Regions from separate parts of the Homo sapiens genome. Here regions 2 and 3 are each linked to region 1. The links are chromatin loops, found by intact Hi-C in ENCODE. Cell type or tissue: Caco-2. All regions are shown on one strand.

Region 1 (4,000 bases):
TGGTCTTGAACTCCTGGCCTGAAGTGATCCACCCCTCTAGGCCACCCAAAGTGCTGGGATTACAGGCATGAGCCACTGCGCCCCGCCAGTTTCTGTATTTTGATAGTAGCCATCATAATGGGTGTGAAGCAGCATCTCATTGTGGTTTTGATTTGCATTTCCCTAACCATGAGTGAATTGTGTGTTTATTGGTGAATTATGACTATTTTAAATCAATCTGGATCATTCTTATTTTCTCCTTGAATGTTGTTTCTCTGATTCTCTGTATTTTCTCTCTTCTCTTCCTATATCAAAAGATAGGTTTTTTCCCAAGTCTACCCCTCACTGAGAACACAAGCCACAGGGATGTCAAGTCTAGCTTTTCATCTAACTCACACTCAAAGCCTTGTCTCCTGTGCCTATGTGGGTATAAATATCCTCTCTCTCCTTTCCCTGGACAGCTGCAGTGACAGGTCATGTGCTTATCTCTTTGGTTTTCAGTTCCTACTTTATTTCTTGGTCCTGGAAATTTTCTCTACTTTTCTGTAGGCTCAAGTATTTGTTATACTGTATTGGGCATTTCTAGGCGTTTGTGGCAGGAAGATTTGGGGGATATCTCATCCACACTATTTTCAGAACTAGAAGCCTTTCCAACTCATTTACAAAACTAAATAAACCTGACAAAAGATAGCACAAAAAAAAGAAGGCTGCAGGCTAATCTCATTTATGAATATAGATGCAAATATCTTAAATAAAATATTAGCAAATTGAATCTAGCAATATACTAAATGGATATTCCACAATGACCAGGTAGGGTGTATTATTGGAAGGCAAGGACAGTTCTATTTTAGGAACTCTATTAATATAATTCATCATATTAATAGGCCAAGAGGGAAAAACCAGGGCTGATAAAAAGGCACTTGTTAACACTCAGCATCCATTTTGCAGGAAAACCTCGCTTGGCAAAATAGAAATAGCAGGATTCTTCTTTAGCCTGATAAGAAAGGCTTACAGAAACATCCCGTCCTCGAAGAAGAAGGCAGCACCTCTTGAGAGCCTCTGCATTGAGGGTCTCCTCCACGCCTGCCTGGCCCGTCTCCTCTGTCCCGAGTTGAGAGCAAATCCATGTGTTCCTACTTCTCTGGCTCAGTTGGAGCCAAACATTCCACTTAGCCCGAGGAGCCACAGATGGATATTTTGCTTTCCAAACACACACTTTGGACCCAGACGGCCTAGTGTGGCTGTGTTATGTTGGACAAGCGGCCACCACTTGCTGAGCTTCTCTGAACCCCAATTTTCTCATTTGTGAAATGAGGCTAAGATTCTGTATTCCCTGGGGCCATGAAAGTGAAGTCCCCGGCACACAGTAAAGGCTCAGAGAATGTTAATCACTTAGCACTTCCCTCCTTCCCCATCTCTGCTTCTGTCTCTTCTCATCTTGCATGGGTTTCCCTTCCTTTTTCATGCCTCCATGACCCCAGGCCTGGCCAGCTCAGTCTCCTTACCGAAGTAAGCCCAGTCGGTGGGGAAATTTGGGGACTCCAGAGCCCTGAGTTAGCATTCAAAGACATTAAGGTAGCTGCATGGGGCCTGACTGGGGGCTGGCCTGGGAGGCTCTCCCCAGGGCTTCCTGCCCCCAAGAGAGCCTGGTCAGTGAGTCCTGGAGGCCAGGAGGTCCATCTGGGCACCTGGTCTCATTGTGGGAGGTTTCTGTGCTTTGGTGGAATAAGGGCGGTTCCTGGTGGGCAGACCCAAGTTTAAGAACAGGCTGTGCGGCCGGGCACGGTGGCTCACGCCTGTAGTCCCAGCACTTTGGGAGGACGAGGCGGGTGGATCAAGAGGTCAGGAAATCGAGATCATCCTGGCCAACATGGTGAGACCCCATCTCTACTAAAAATACAAAAATTAGCTGGGTGTGGCGGCGCCTGCCTGTACTCCCTCTACTCAGGAGGCTAAGGCAGGAGAATTGCTGGAACCAGGGAGTTGGAGGTTGCAGTGAGCCAAGATCGTGCCCTGCACTCCAGCCTGGTGACAGAGCAAGATTCCGTCAAAAAAAAAAAAAACAAAAAAAAAACAATATGCTGTGCTCCTCTAGGTGTGCCAGCCTCTTGCCAACTTCTTACAGGTTTCCTCCCTCTGGGTTAAAGTCTGGGATCACAGTCCCACAGCTTCTCAGACTAAGACCAAAGCCAGACCCTGGACTCCAGCCTCAGCCTCAGGTCCCTGTACCTCACCATCTCTTCCATGGGTCCCCGAAGTTCCGGCATTCTGCTTTCTTCACCATCCCCAAATTTAGCTCCTACCTCCACCACCTCCATGCTTCCACCTGCGCTCTGCCACTTCTCTCCTCGCACTCGGTATCCCGTGACTCATGAGAGTGGGCATTTGGCCCTTTCCCTGCTGGGACACCACCAAGATCCCCTGGCTCAGTCGGTGTACTAAACACTAACCACACCTTTTGTTTCAAAATAGCTTGGGGACTTGCCGCCACTAGAGGGAGAGGGACTGCCCTTCCCCGGGGAGAGATTAGAGAATCCTTAGAGACAGCAAACAACCGGCCCCAGAGTGAGCCCCTTTCAAATGCAGACCAGCCAATCCAGAGCCATCTACCCACCCACCTCCTTTGTGGGGCTCTGACACTCCGGAGGCACTATCCACCTGCCCTAATCACTCCGGGGCCCGCTTCCCGACCCTGGGGACAGCGCCTACCCCCAGAGCCTGCTGATGTTACTCACGCTAGTCAGTGCTGAGCCTGCTCACCCTCTCTTTCCTGTGGAAACCACCACAAGGGCTCTTAAACACATTTTCCCTGCCCTCCCCTCAACTCTGCTTCCAAACTGACAGGTGCTTCCTGGTATGACACGTCCATGGCATTGGCGTGGCTTCTCTCTAGGGATCTATGAGTATAACAAACCATCTTTTCAAGGTAATCACGTTCTGATCTGTTAGCCTCACCATCCCTGAATAGCAATAAAACCGATTACATTTGCAAACAGACAGGATAGGCTCAGTTATGCTGAGGTTACAAACCGGTCTTGGTGGCTTAACACACAAAGCTTACTGTTGGTCTAGGTGACTCTCCAGGACAAAGTCCTCCACACAGTGACTCAGTGATCCAGGCTGGAGGAGGCTCCACATTCCTGTAGTGGCAGCTTTGGGAACACACCTCCCTGGTTGCCTTGGAGAGTATGAAAGTACTGGAGGATTTAGGACCAGCACTTCACTGCTTTGGCCCCAAAATGACACATACCACCAATGCTCACACCTCATTGGGAAGAACAAGTCTCCTCACCTCAACCAACAGCAAGTTGACTGGGAGGCGTGACTCCCCAGAGTGCTCAGAAGGAGAAGAAAATGGGAGAGGGAGATGGGTGCACACTCAATATCTCTGTCTCACTCTCTCTTCTCTGCTACTGGGTCAGGGAAAGGAACTCTTCCCCAGCGTAGGATGTTGCCCTCTTGGGCTCACCAGGAGGTTGCACTGGCTGGGAGGCGGTCTGTCCTCTACTGGCATCGACATAGTGGGGGCTGGCTGCAGCAGGAAATCTGCATTTGCCCAAGGAAACCCTCATTTTGTCATCTCCCCCGGACAAAGCAGACTAGCTCTAGGGTGTCTCCTCTAGAGCTTTGAAAAAATTAAAAAATTAAAAGACAGGGAGAGGGAGACAAACAAACAATTCTGATCCCAACCGGGCAGAGACACAAATAGCGCCTTTTAATTATATAATCTGCTTTTGATGAATTTATTTCTGACAGTTTTATAGGTTGACGAGAGAGTGCATTTTAGATGCAAAAAAAACCCATTATTCATTCCAGGCTCTTTGAGCATAAAAATTGTCAAATGATTTTAATACAGTTTTAAGTTTTATGTTTATTGTCAAGGGGGAAAAAAAGTCCACAGCAATTACCGAGTCACATGCCCCTTCAATCTTTATGTTTCTGACAGCAAGAACAATAAAATATGTTTTTGCCCAAACCTTTTACCGCTCAGATTGACGTGGCTTCAGCGACAGCTGCTTTT
Region 2 (4,000 bases), 390 kb before region 1:
TTAAGGTTTCAATATAAAAATCTGTTACATTTTTCTTTGTACAGTGCTGTGTGATTCTTTTAATTCTACATATGTAAAAATCAATTTTTTCAAGTGAAAATTTAGCAAGAAAGGTGAAAATTGTTATATATTAGTCTAAATGTTATTATATATTTTGCATATGCTTTTAAGTTGCTCTTGCACTATTTCCAATATAATTATCATCTTTTGTTTCAAGTTTTAAAAACAAATGCACTGTTCCATACATGATTCCTTTTTGTGTTTTCATGAAACACATTTTGTTTTAATGAACTTATTTTCAAGATTTTAACAACTTTTTATTGTGGACACCTTTGAAACATAACATGCAGAGAGCAGAGACTCTTGAACCTCCCATGAACTCAGTGCCCATCTTCAGCAATTAGCAATACTTGGCCAGTCGTGTTTTCTCTGTAATTCCCACCATTCCAAAATTATTTTGAAGCAAATTTTAATGGTTCTTTAATGTTTTAAGTTTCATATCAATTTTAAGCATTAGGTCTGCTTATATTGGAAATATTAAGTGATTAAACAGGAAAAATACAAAGTCAGAGTATCTTGGAAATGTTATAAATTATATTGCTTTATCAATATATTTTTCTTAACTTAATATTTTACCTTTTTTTTTTTCTATTTTTATAGATTTGGTATCTTACTGGAGCTTTTGTAGGAGGTTTTCAGAGAAGTTGTAAAAGAAAGGGATTTTTCTACTTCTTTATTCTTCCATTTCCATCCTAACAAAATAGCACATATAATACATTTGTAGAAAACCTGGAGAAAAATCTCATTGCCAAGCTGGTTTAGAACCTCATGATCTAAAGTATCATGTGGATATTATCTTTAAAATATAGAGACATTTTCCAATCCTGTTCTTTATTTTTTTCTTCCCAATAAAAATGTATTGAACTCTCTTGTCAATACTAACTTGATCTGTGCAAGTAATTCTTTTGTTCCTTAGTTTTAATGACCCTCATTTTATTACAGATTTGAATAGTTTTGGTATTTTATTTGGGACTTTACTATGTTATTTTATTAATTTACATAATTTTATTCTGAATTAGAAGTCTTTTAATACACTAGCAAAGGAGGCCCCGACTTGCCCCAAAGAGCACACTGGTTGATCGGCTTTCATAAAATGTACTTGTCTACATTTTTCATACTATGATGCTTTTCCTTTTAATTAATTTTGCCTGTATATTTCCATCTCAATTTATAAATTTTGTAAAAGGTTACTTCTGAGGCAAATTTAAATTAACGTATTAGTTGGATTATTTATATTTTGATACTTTATAGTGGCATGGTATAGGATGAAGTTACATTATATGAAGTGGGACTATAAGAATTGAAACTGCATTTCGTGAACCACACCCTAAGTCAGTCATCACTTTATTTTGTACTCTACCCTGAGGTATCTATTTAGAATAAATGCTTAACACATCAGCACTAACACATCAAGTTATATAAGGTTTTAGATTATCTTTTCCCTATTCGTGTTTGTGAACATCTTTAGATATTTATTAGTTCAATATTGACATTATGAGAATAATGTTTTGTTTTCTCAGCAGTCTTGTGTTTTAGCCATTTATCAGTGTGATCAGCATGATTTAGGTATTAACTGACTAACAAAGCTTACACATTACCACCACCTCCCCCTCAAGCCCGTGTTGACCTTTTCAAGCATTTGCTCTACTTCAGTAGGCCATTTGAGTCTTCAAGTATGAAGAGAGTAAATAATTTATATCACTATGTAGTATAAATTGGTAAAAGTTTTTCAGAACTAGCTATCTGATTTTTTACAAAGTTATTGAAGTTAATCAGACAAATTGCTATCACATCTAGTTGACAGTGCTATATTTAGCAAATAATAAGTAATTCTTGAATGAGCTACTGAAAAAATAAACCACCTTTTTATGCCTTCAAACTCAGAACATATTAAAAAATAAATTTCATTAATCTTCAACACTTGATTCTAATTATCCCTTTTGTAGGCAGAATTGCAACAAGAATTTCTTCTGTATTATTTTTTCATAGATATATTCCATAGTATAATATGTTTGTAGGTTTTAATGGTAACTAGTTTACTTTGGCACTAAATTTGAGTGTATATCTAGCAAAAAAATTGGTGTGATAGAATGTATCAAACTGAATTGGCGTAACTTTTTTTGTATAACTGTCTACGTAATAGTAACAGGTTAGTATGAAAGCAATTAAAAATATTTATGGATAAAAATAATTGTTAAAAGTTTTCTACTTCTTTCAACTTAAGTGCTTTAAAAATGTTAAGCTGTTTAGACAATAACTCTTTTTTAGTGATCATATTAATGAGGACTTGGTATACAATGTAATCCTTTTAATGCTGATGAGTCCTCACAATGTTTAAACCATTATTTGTGAGACTCAACATGTTATGGCAAAATGATTTTTTGTTTGTTTTGTTTTCTTTTATGTGATACATCAGTTTTCAAAGCATATTTCTTAGGCTTCAGAGTCCAGCAGGTGGCTTTTTACATTAAAAAATTCATAAATTTTAAAATCCCATAAAATTTTATTTCAAATTCAAATTAACTAATTGAGAATGTCAACATTTTCACTGTCTCTATATTAACATTTATAATAGAACAAATGGTTGCATATAGAAATTATCTGCAACAGTCTAAATTAAGATTCTAAACAGGCATTACAGATGCTGGTAACTTTGGCAATTATCATTTTGTTTGGTGAACAGTAGTAAAACAGTGTGCGGTAAAAGTGTTTAGAGAGAGAGGATAAATAAATTGAACAGTTTTGCAATGCAAAGTGGTTTGTGGTGTTTTTGAGGATTTCTTGGCTCTCTCTTAACTGCTATTGTGAGCCTGGAGCAGATTTCCCCATTGCTAATGCCCTAGAAGTATTAATTCACTTTGATATGCTAATTAGAGGGCATTATGCAAGAAATGAGATTAAGTGGCAGCATGAAGCCATTTGCCTGTCAGTAAATTGAGAGCTTTAGCATCAGGAGGAGCTTTGTTTTTTTTTTTTTTTTTTTTTTGAGTTTCTCTTGGTTTTGCATATAAATAAAATTGATTGAAAGGTCTAGAGAAGCTTCCAGAACATTGGTGGATTCTTTTTTCCCCCTCCTATGATTATTTAAATGAAATGTTACAGGATTTTTCTGAATATTAATTGACCTAATTGGAGATACTGAATATAAAGTTTTTATTGTAATGTTTCTGTATAAAAATATACTAAAATTTTTGTGTCACCTAGTCTTTTTTTTCCTAAAACATAATTTCATTAACATGGCTAATGAACTGTTTATCACTTATCTCTTCTCAGAAGTGTAAACTTCTGTGTATGGGCTTGTGCACCAATGTCACTAAATTGAACTTCACAAGGATATTTTCTTCACTAGGGAAGGAAGGAAGAAGTTGAATTGGGCTTCAGAAAACTATATTAAATGAGTATTAACATTCTGACTTGAATCCATAAAAGCTGTAACAATTATAATTCATGGTTAAACTGCCCTTTATACAACCTGTGGAATTTATATTTCAGCATATATCTTATAGGTAAGATTACTGATGACATTTTGTGTGGAAGATGGAATTTCATACTGGATTCAGATTTTGTTGACTTTTGTGGCCTAAGCTAGGCCTCTGAATTTTTCTCTATAAAGCTATTTTGTGATATTTCTTATATTCTGGGGAGAAATACATGAATGAATACTAGGATTGCTGTGGGGAAAGGGAGGAAGACAGACCTTCTGTGCCTACAAGAAGGTTAAGGTTTACTCAAACATGGAACTTCTATCTATAAACCATGCATAGAGGATGGAATTGCAAAATCCTGGCCTAACTGTATTTGCTGGGTATGGTTAGAAGGAAGAGGGTTTGGGTAAGGCATTCCTACTGGGGTTTAGTTCAAGTGTCTGAATTCCACCACTGTAGCTGTGACTCTGGACCCAGTAAACCATATCTTCTCTTCAGAGCCATGTGGATTATTT
Region 3 (4,000 bases), 95 kb before region 1:
AGAAGCTTGCATTGTGGCTGTTAATTCCTGCTATTGTTGCCTCATGTACGCACCCAAACATGGGGCGCTGGGGCATTTGGGGTTCCTCACTAAAGCGGGAGAGCCCTGCTCAAACCACAGAGTGGTGCTCATAGTCAGCGAACGGGCTCTTTGGAGCGTGGCTCGGGCCCTGGCAGCTCTGGGTTCAAATCCCAGCTCTGCAGTCTCCACCTTGGCCACCCGTCTGGGCCTCTGTTTCCACATCTGTAAAATGCGGCTGGCTGTGTTACTCTATAGGGCTGTTTCAAGGACTCAGTGAGATAATAGGCTCAAAGCATTTATTAACACAGTGCTGGCCCAGCAAGGCAGGACAAGCTGCAGGGCCTCTGTGGAGGGGAATCTACCTCCCCGACACCAGCCTCTAGGGCAGGGGTGTCACACTGTAATTATCTGTTGGGGCACAGACCACCCATGACACTTCCGGTGATTTTATGAATCTGGGAGATGAGTTCCTTAAGGAAGAAACTTGTCCCCCTCCTGTCCTGGGCCCAGGGAGGGACTGGTCGCCAGGACCAGCTGTGTGCTGTAGTGGCCACGAGCAATGCTTTATGGGGCTTGTAAAAGCCGCTGACCCTGCTCCCTGGACTTAACGAGGTGAGCAGGGCCCTGGCAGTTTGCAATAACCTTCAGCTCCAGCTGAGCCTGGCTGAGCCCGGTGACCTGAGAGGGGACAGGGATGGGTCTCATCTCTGCTTGAGACCCTGGCAGTCTCAGCTGAGGGGTCTGGAGGAGGGAGGAAGGAGGCTGACTTCCTACATCCCAGAGTGCAGGGGGCGCTGGACACCAGCCCCAGGACATCTGTGACCAGGGAGCAGAATCAGACAGACCAGGGCCTACAGGGTCTTGGACGAGCTGCTTCCTGCCTGCTCCCAGCCTCGCTTTCCTCCCCTGTCTGTGAGGCAGGGGTCATGATCCACACCTGGTAGGTTGTCCCGAGGTTGGAGAGGGAGAATGTCCTCAAAGAGCCCAGTACGAGTGCCTTAGTGGGGTGGCGATGGGTCAGGACCCCCAGGGCAGAGACAGAACCTGGGCTCAGCTGTGGCAGCCTCTGCTCCATCACTCAGCCTAAGTTTGTTGTGGGTTTGGGTCTCTGCTTCCCAAGAGGGAGCGGTCCCAGGATCCCCCAGCGAGGGTACAAGGCGGGCTTGGAGGCCAGGCCTTCTTTCTCCCTTGAATTGGTCCCCAGAACTGGTGGCCTGGAAAGTCTGCTCTCTGCTGTTGATGCAGCTCGTTTTGTTTTCATGAAGTAGGGCTGTGCATACTGCTTGGGTCGTAAAAGATGGCGAGGGACATTAGGGGGCAGTTGCCCTCTCGGAAGGGCGGGGATGGTGGCCAGTGGCCCACCATGGTCCAGATCCAGGCCCGGGGACACACGTGGCCATTCTTAGACAATGGCCCCACTGCCTAGGTGGAGGCGTCCCCTGGGACGGGGGTGGGGGGGACCACACACTCTGGGGACTGCGTGTCTTGGATTTGAGTCACCAGCAGGGGTCCTCTCTGCCAGGCTGGCTGGTCAGGGCGGGGCGCAGTCATTCCTTCATCCACTCAGCCACGCTCGTCTGTCTGTCCGTCCGTCCAGGGACCTGTTTCCTCCCTCAGCAAACATCCCTTAGGCGCTTCCTTGGGGTCAGCACTCTACAGTTCATGTTTTTTCCAATCCTTAGTACAACCTGATTCCCCTTTTCCACAGAGGAGGAGACTGACGTTCAGAGGAGTCAAGCCCCCGCCCCGGCCTCGCCATGAGTTCCGAAGGGGAACTCCAGTCCTTCCGCCCCCAGCCTTCACCGCTCCTTTGTCCTGGGTGCCCCCTCAAGGCTCGGGCTGGAACTAGGGAAGTGGGGAGGGTGGTGTTGGAGGCAGAATCACCGGGGACTCTGGAAGCCCCAGAGACCTGTGCTGTCTGTCCTTACAACCGGCAACTTGCCTCAGTTTCCCTGCTGAGCATCCAGGACTCCATGGGCGTCAGAGACCTAAGTCAAAAGTTGGTCTGAGAGGTCCCGGCTAGGGACCTGCACCCTCTCCCCTCCCGTACCCCTCAGCTCCCACCACCAGATCCAGTTCTGAACAGCCATGTGATGGCTCTTAACTTTCTCCCGCTCTCCAGCCCTCTCCCCTCCCCTCCCCTGCCTTCTGTGGACCCCTGGAGACCTTCACAGCGTGGCTGGCTGCACCCTCGGGATCCACAGAAGGGGTGTGGAGATGGAGGACGGCGGGGCTCCAAGCTGCTGCATCCTCCCAGTCACGTGTGATCCTGGGGGGACACTTTCCCCTGTCCTCAGTTTTCTCATCTGTAAAACGGGCCTCACAGAGGCACAAGAGTGTCCCCCTTCAGGAAGCATGCGGGCCTGGGTTGGGGGACAAACACATGGCAGACCTCTCCCTCTGACTCCTTCTCCCCGTCCCTGTGGTGTCAGCCATAGGTTCCCCTCAGCTTCCTCTCAGCCTTTTTAATCAAAGTCTCAACAGTCATCAGACCAATGTGCTGCTGTAAAAGATCCCATTTTGGCCAGGTGCGGTGGCTCAAGCTTGTAGTTCCAGCACTTTGGGAAGCCAAGGCAGGAGGATCGCTTGAGTCCAGGAGTTTGAGACCAACCTGGGCAACGTAGTGAGACCCCCCCCATCTCTATAAAAAAATTTAAAAAAAATTAGCCGGGTATGGTGGTGCATGCCTGTGGTCTCAGCTACTTGGGAGGCTGAGGCAGGTGGATTGCCTGAGCCTGGGAGATAGAGGCTGCAGTGAGCTGTGATCACACCACTACACTCAGCCTGGGCGACAGAGTGATACCCTGTCTAAAAACAAACAAACAAAAAAACCACTTTGGGGGAACGTGAATGGGGGCTGGCCTTCTGCTCTTTCTGCTCCTCCCAGCTCTGACTCTGGGGCACGGTCCTTCATCTGCACAGGGTTTGTAGGAGGATCTGGGGAGACACCACAGAAAAGCCCCCAGCTCCCAGCCCAGGGGAGTTCCCCTCCTGTGATCCTGGCCCAGGCTCTGGCCCCCAGACGGCTCCCAGTGGGGGTGGCACCTGCCGTTCTTGAGGCAGGGGTGTCTCCCGCTCCCATTTTACACCGGAGCTTGTTTGCCAGGCACTGTTCAGCAGCCACATTTGGCCTCCAGTGGGGTCTATGTAGGCATCTGGGTGGTCCTGAGCCTCCTTCTGAGGGTGTCCTTTTCCTGGGGGGCAGGATCCAGGGGGATGTCTGTGTGCACTTGAGGGCACGACAATGGGGGCAGCTGTCTCAGGCCCCTCTCCATGTGGCTTGAACTTATCCTGCCATTTCCTGGGCAGGGCCCCCGTACTCCAGGCAGTCACCCCCACCCATCTGATTTCCCTTGGACGGGACGTGGACCACCTGGGACACATCTCGCAGGGCTGAACACCTACCATAGGGCAGCAGAGCACAGGGTTCGAGCCCAGGCTCTGGTGCCAGGGCTTGTGTTTCCTAGCTGTGTGACCTCGCACGAGTTGTTTAACGCCTCGGTGCCTCAGTTTCCTCCTCTATAAAATGGAGATAGTAATAGTAATAGTGGGGCTTAGTATGGATTAGATTTTCTAACCCTTATTAACACAAGCAAAGTACTTGGGACAGTGCCTGGCACCATTAAGGTGCCATACGCGTAAGGTGCCTCTTACGCACCTGGGATTCGCTTCTCACTGATGAGGTCCCTGTTGTCCCCACCTAACGGATGAGGAGACGGAGCTCTCTATGCCTGGTTCTGGAGATCTCTGTTCGCCGACTCAATCCTGGCTTCCTAGCCAGAGATTAAATGGTTCCTTGAGAGAAGGTGTCTCTTACCTGGTGGGAGGCACTCCAGGCAGGGCTGGGGCAGGTTGAGGGTCCCTTCTGGCCATCCCTTGAGGACCAGGTGAGCCCTGGCCTCACTAGAGAACTGGCTGGACCAGAACTCCAATTAAAGGTAATTCCCTTTTTTCCTACCTTGAAATTCCTATTGATTTC

Evidence for each region. Peaks named below come from ENCODE experiments on the same cell type or tissue, not always from the same donor. Only the 100,000 strongest peaks of a DNase experiment are listed, where the experiment ranks them.
Region 2: a loop joins it to region 1, with 3 times the contacts of the local background. A loop is called at or near these places in 1 of 110 quality-filtered maps.
Region 3: a loop joins it to region 1, with 3 times the contacts of the local background. A loop is called at or near these places in 1 of 110 quality-filtered maps.

Annotation. Positions count from the first base shown.
Region 1 is chr9:126,143,966-126,147,965 of GRCh38, forward strand. LOC105376274 (a long non-coding RNA gene) reads right to left here and starts at 2,419. Exons shown (of 3, transcript XR_001746581.2): 1 at 2,283-2,419. RefSeq lists an enhancer at 2,175-3,149. In Caco-2, CTCF peaks have their summits at 2,489 (motif pointing right) and 2,690; DNase peaks (open chromatin) are centred at 2,526 and 3,066; H3K4me3 peaks cover 720 bases.
Region 2 is chr9:125,752,649-125,756,648 of GRCh38, forward strand. The region is part of intron 2 of PBX3 (PBX homeobox 3); the gene reads left to right. Among named protein-coding and RNA genes, the nearest start is that of PBX3, 7.3 kb to the left of the region's middle. RefSeq lists an enhancer at 2,007-3,445. In Caco-2, no CTCF peak of the experiment used is centred here; no DNase peak of the experiment used is centred here.
Region 3 is chr9:126,048,556-126,052,555 of GRCh38, forward strand. It overlaps LOC105376273 (a long non-coding RNA gene), which reads right to left. Exons shown (of 3, transcript XR_930355.1): 1 at 3,980-4,000; 2 at 3,680-3,794; 3 at 3,433-3,540. Among named protein-coding and RNA genes, the nearest start is that of MVB12B, 280 kb to the right of the region's middle. In Caco-2, a CTCF peak has its summit at 1,558; no DNase peak of the experiment used is centred here.